Regions from separate parts of the Homo sapiens genome. Here region 2 is linked to region 1. A link is a loop called in an ENCODE intact Hi-C map of the cell type or tissue named here. Cell type or tissue: body of pancreas. All regions are shown on one strand. Each heading gives the region's core, and the rest is flanking DNA. Links, peaks and the distances in the headings are about the cores only.

What was found. Hi-C counts contacts between places; a loop is a spot of excess contacts. Peaks named below come from ENCODE experiments on the same cell type or tissue, not always from the same donor. Only the 100,000 strongest peaks of a DNase experiment are listed, where the experiment ranks them.
Region 2: a loop joins it to region 1, with 5 times the contacts of the local background. A loop is called at or near these places in 2 of 110 quality-filtered maps.

The regions. Positions count from the first base shown.
Region 1 is chr12:125,192,814-125,195,628 of GRCh38, forward strand. The region is part of intron 1 of TMEM132B (transmembrane protein 132B); the gene reads left to right. Among named protein-coding and RNA genes, the nearest start is that of TMEM132B, 7.8 kb to the left of the region's middle. RefSeq lists an enhancer at 1,102-1,633. In body of pancreas, for the core only: a CTCF peak has its summit at 1,213 (motif pointing right); no DNase peak of the experiment used is centred there; H3K27me3 peaks cover 461 bases.
Region 2 is chr12:125,385,985-125,388,799 of GRCh38, forward strand. All of the region lies in intron 2 of TMEM132B (transmembrane protein 132B), which reads left to right. Among named protein-coding and RNA genes, the nearest start is that of TMEM132B, 200 kb to the left of the region's middle. In body of pancreas, for the core only: no CTCF peak of the experiment used is centred there; no DNase peak of the experiment used is centred there.

The sequences.
Region 1 (2,815 bases), core at 11-2,510:
CACAATCCAGTTTCTGTCTTTGCTCAATAAATTGGGAGATCTTGGAATACTGGTTTAGCCCCTTGGCCTCTGTGAGACTCAGTTTTCCCATCTGTAAAATGGGCGCCGAAATTCTCCCTGGCTGTTCTCATTACAAGGCTGGGTGGTTCAGCAAGAAAGAGGTTTGTAAACAACAACGGCGTGCTGATGCCATTGTTGTGCTAACAACAACAGCCTAACAGCCCTGAGGCTGTTAGCACAGGGCACGAGTCCCAGGACAGGAAAGGAGGCAAGAAAGGAAGGGCTGACTGGGGACACATGCAACCATCACAGCTGCAAAGAGAAGAATCATGAACCATCAGCCGTCTGCCAAGTGGTTTCTCACTTCAGGATTTCATGGGATTCTTGGGCAACTGTTGAGTGAGGGGTAGGATGTGTCCTCAGATGGGGACACTGAGGCTCAGAGGAACCTAGGGACTGACTCAAGATAAGTCAATCCATGAATGGCAAGGTAGGGTCTCCTCCCCAGAGCTCATGACTTCTGCCCTGATGGTGCCTTCTTGTCCTGGAGTTTTGCCTCAATTTCCCTGCCCTCAGGCCTGGGTGCCTGTGATCTCCAGGGCTTGTGTTCTAGGGCAGGTTGGGTGATGATGAGGAGACAAATAAGAAGCTCATAAATACACCCACAGGAAAATCCCAGACATTAATTTGTGTTTTTCATGGTCAATGCAAGGCGATATGATGAAGAGTGACTGTGCGATCCAGGAAGACTTCTTAGAGGAGGTGGCAGTTTTCTAATTTGAGACCTTAATGACCAGAAAGAGCCAACTGAGAGAAGGGGGTTCCAGGCAGAAGGCATGTGAATCCTTGCACGGTTCTTTGCAGAGTGCCTGGCACACAGCAAGTGCTCAAGAAATGGCAACCAGCTCATTCATTCATTCATTGAACAGAGGTATAAATCGGGGCTAAGCACTTGGGACACAGCAGGGAACAAAAGAGACAAATCCCACACTCTGTCATTCTTGCAGAGCAAGACAACAGTGAAGCAGTGGACAAAGAAATCTGAACTTCAATGTCAAGTGCCATGGGGAGAGAAATGAAGCAGAGGAGCTCAGAGGAGCTGGTCATCGCTTTCCTGCTCCACCAGCTGTGTGGCTTTCCATCTTCCCATTCAGGGCAGAATGGACTCTCAATGCCCATTCTCTGCCGGCTGGGGGCAGGAGAGAAAGAAGCCTGGGTTCTTTGGAGTTGAATTCCAGTGCCTTCCCTTGGCAAAATCAGCTGGTTCTGCAGCCAGGGTGCTCCTGTCTCCCTTTCCTGACACCTGACTCTTAACTGATCAATACCCTCTCCTTATGCTTCGGCCCTAAAATAGTTACATAAAAAATCAATACAGTCCAATTTGATTTGCTGTATTTTATTACTGAGGGTGATAGAGTTGCTCGGTGCTCCGAGCCTGGTCTGAATTAACCCGTTGGTGGGGGGGTCTTACTCATTGTGGCCACGCCTCCGAGTCCGGGATGCAGTGCCCGGGAGGGGTGACTCAGTAAATCATGCCTCAGATGTCTGCTTTGTGTCCTGAATGCCTCCTGCCGGGGCTCTCAACACATCACAGCAAATGGACACATGAAAATACTGCCGTGGCTGCAGCCGGCACTCCTGGGGTGACTCCCCCGGGCCTTCCAAGGGGTCTTGGCTTTGTTTTTGGAACTCTGGAAGTGGGGCTGGCAGCACCTCATCTCCTGGCTCCCGGAGTCTGCGGCTCTTTGTTTGCTGGGTCCTCTCCGTGTTGTGTACTCTGCCGACGTATTTATGTCTTTGGCTTGGTATTTTTCCTTTCTGTAGTTGTGCCATCTGCTGCTGCAGGCTGCTAGCATTCCTGGCGAGCAGAGGGGGCCAGGTCAGTGGGGTTGGGGGGCACCTGGGCAGAGAGATGGCAGAGGTGGGAGGGCCGGGTGGGAGGGGAACCTGTTTTTTGCGAGTCTCTAGGTTGGGCAAGGGAAGGGAAGGGGGAGGCATGGTGTAGATGGAAAATGTTATTTTGCTAGAAAACTTGTCTCTAAGCAGCAGCGAATCATAACTTTTCCAGGCTGGTGGAGGGCTGCTGGCTGCCTCTGGGCCATATCTGGCCTGCAGACTTTTCTTATTAGTTGCCGACATTTAAAAATTGGGAGCTGTCAATATTACTATACAGGTTTCTGTTTTTTCTCAAGAAATTGGGAATTCTGGGCAGTGTTGGCCTCGCCTCTTGACCTGAGACTCAGTTTCCCTTTCTGTAAAATGGGCTCTGAACTCGCTGTAGCTGGCCTTGTTCCTGGAGACTCCCTCCAATTTGCATCCTTCCTGCCTTCCTGCCTTTGTCTTCTCCGAGACATTTTTACTGTGCACCTGCACTGTGCCAGCCCCTGTCCGTGGTGCTGGGGATATCAGCAGGAAAAAGACAGGCAAAAAACCCTGTCTTTGTGGTTAGCATTAAGGTGGAGAGAGACGGATACTGAACACAATAAATAACTAAACACACCGTTCATTACCTGGTGGTCTGTGCTGTGGAGAAATGGAGTGGGCGAGCAGAGATGGAGCGCTGGGGAGGAGGGTTTGCGGGTTTTTTTTTTTTTTTTTTTTTGAGATGGAGTTTTACTCTTGTTGCCCAGGCTGGAGTGCAGTGGAGTGATCTTGGCTCACTGCAACCTCTGCCTCCCGGGTTCAAGTGATTCTCCTGCCTCAGCCTCCCAAGTAGCAGTGATTACAGGCGCTCACCACCATGGCTGGCTAATTTTTGTATTTTTAGTAGAGACGGGGTTTCACTGTGTTTGCCCAGGCTGGTCTCGAACTCCTG
Region 2 (2,815 bases), core at 3-2,502, 190 kb after region 1:
TGCTTGTTTGTTTGTTTGTTTGTTTTGAGACAGGATCTCACTCTGTTGCCCAGGTTGGAGTGCAGTGGCAAGATCAAGGCTCACTGCAACCTCTGCCTCCCGGGCTCAGGTGATTCTCCCAGCCTCCCAAGTAGCTGGGACTACAGGTGCTCACCACCACTCCTGGCTTGTTTTTGTATTTTTTATAGAGATGGGGTTTCACCATGTCAGCCAGTCTGGTCTTGAACTCTTGGGCTCAAGTGATCTGCCTGCCTCGGTCTTCCAAAGTGCTAGAATTACAGGCATGAAACACTGTGCCCAGCCATTTGTTGATTTTGAATGCAGCAAGAGTCTAGATGGACGCATGGTGGGAGGGAAGTAAGGTCAGATGGCTTTCAAGGAGAAAAAGTGCCTGGTTACGTATGACTATGGTCTAGATGTGGGTCCACATTGGCACCATTGGTGTTTTATGAATTAGGGAGTGGCATACTGTGATTTTGTAGCAATGCCAGCTAATGAAAAATACCTATCACACATGAGCAAATTAGTAGATTCTTTTTGCATTTGCATTTTTTGCTTTTTCACTGGGTTTGTTGCATTTTTTCTTCTCTACTTGTTCGTTTGTTACAGTTTAAAATGCCCATGGAGGCAAGACAAGGAGTGAGCAGGCTGAATAAAGTAAGACAGGCATATCCAAAGAGCCGTGGGGAGCTAGAGAGGGAAGAGCAAGTGCAAAGACTCTGAGATGCAAATAATTTTGGCTTTTAGGAGGAATAGAAAGGTTTTTCCTGGATCCAGTGAAATCTGATTGAGTTTCCTGGTATGCAAAGATAAGAACAGTTCACCAAATGCATGCAGCCTGCTGTTTTGATGTCTCACAAAGAAGTGTGATGATCTGGCTAATGTTGCACAAGGACCTGTCAGCTATGTTAGAAATAAATCTCACACTCTCTAAAACCCAGAGCTTCTTTACTTTGTATTCCTCTGGGTGTGTGGTACTCATAGTTAGTCTCTAAAGGCTGTTTTTGAAGTGATGACACACAGTTAAGGACACTGAGGTACAGGGGAGATGTTGTCTAAGAAAAGTGGTTCTGAAGATCCCCGGCAGCATTATCCATGATCTTGATTGACCCAGACAGAAAGAAGTCTTCTATCTTAAAAGTATTTGCCTCTGCTTTTTTCTGGGGGTGGGGCGGGGAGATGGTGGGGGGGTGGGTAGATTTGTGATCCATTGCATAGGAAGTCTCTCTTCTGAAAAAAGGGGTAAGAGTTTTTTGCTTTTATTTTCCAAGTCCCTGTCAATAGCACTGTAGCTTAGTCCACAAGCACAGCTAGAAATACTGGACCCTTGAACACAGTAACTCAAATGGGTTGAGTTGTTTGTCCTCTGGTTGTTTATTAATGAAAGAATAGTTGGGTCTCTTATCTGTGTGCAGTGGACAGACTTTGCCCTTGCAGGAAGGTGAATCAAGGCAGTGCCAACTGGAGCTTGGTCTTCTTGGTCTTTTGTGTGTCCCTACATAGACCAGAAGCCCCACTTCACATGTCACAGGTCTGTAGCCAACAAAGTCTTCCCTCCTTCTGTAGGTTGAAAAGCTATTGTGGATACCTTTTATGGGAACAGCATTGGAAACAGCTTTTGAGATGTGCAACCCCAGTTTGTAAATACCACCTACCTTGTTGGTAGTCATTTATTGAGCTGCTGTACCAGGCTCCAAGTAGGATATTGGAGGTTTAAAATAAGAAATGGTGGTGAATTTTAAGAAGCTTGTTACTGAGATGGATAAACATCTGTCTCCATCTTCCATCCTCCTGTTTATTAATTTATCCGTTATCCATCCATCCATCCATCCTTAACTAACAGCAAAAGGCAATGTAAAGAATTCTGGATACTGAGATGAACAGAGAGTGAATACTAAGGGAATTCAAAAGAAGGAAAAGTCTTCGGGGGTCAGTACTGTTGTGGAATGATCAGAGTCTTTGACTAGAAAGGAGGAGTCTTCTCTACAATCTGCTCTTCTGTCTATGGGTTTGATGTTTGGGTTCTGAAAGGCTGGTAGTGTGGCACAGATGATAATTATACACGAGGCATGGAGGGCTGCATAACACAGGATTTGGTTGTGGGGGAGGTTGTTAAATCTCCTTTTCCAGAGGCATTTTGGAAACATAAAAACCTATTGTCGCCCGGGTGCTGTGGCTCACTCCTATAATCCCGGCACTTTAGGAGGCCAAGGTGAGTGGATCACTTGAGGTGGGGAGTTCAAGACCAGCCTGACTGACATAGTGAAACCCTATCTCTACTAAAAATACACAAAAGTAGCTGGGCGTGGTGGTGCACGTCTGTAATCCCAGCTACTTGGGAGGCTGAGGCAGGAGAATTGCTTGAACCCAGGAGGCAGAGGTTGCAGTGAGCCAAGATCCCACCATTGCACTCCAGCCTGGGCAACAAGAGTGAAACTCCATCTTAAAAGAAAAAGAAAAACAAAACAAAACAAAAACCTGTTGTCCCGTATGGTTTAATTGCCAGCTTCCTTCAACCTGGGCCATAATTTGAGCTGATCACTCTAGTTGGAGCATTGTGTGTTGGTCAACAGTCTGTCCAGGAAATACTCTAGGCCAGGATGGTGAATATGCAGCAGAAAGTGCCAACCCCGGCACTTGCTTATGGCTCATAGAACTAGTCACAGCATTCTCTTCTGCTGAACCCACAGGCTGCCTCAACATCTTTTCCAGAACAGTGTTCCAGGCACCCAGGGCTGTTTGACTGCATAGATACACAAGGTGAAATGTCTGCCATCCCTGCTCGTCTTCTGGCTCCTGCCCCAGCAGCTATTGC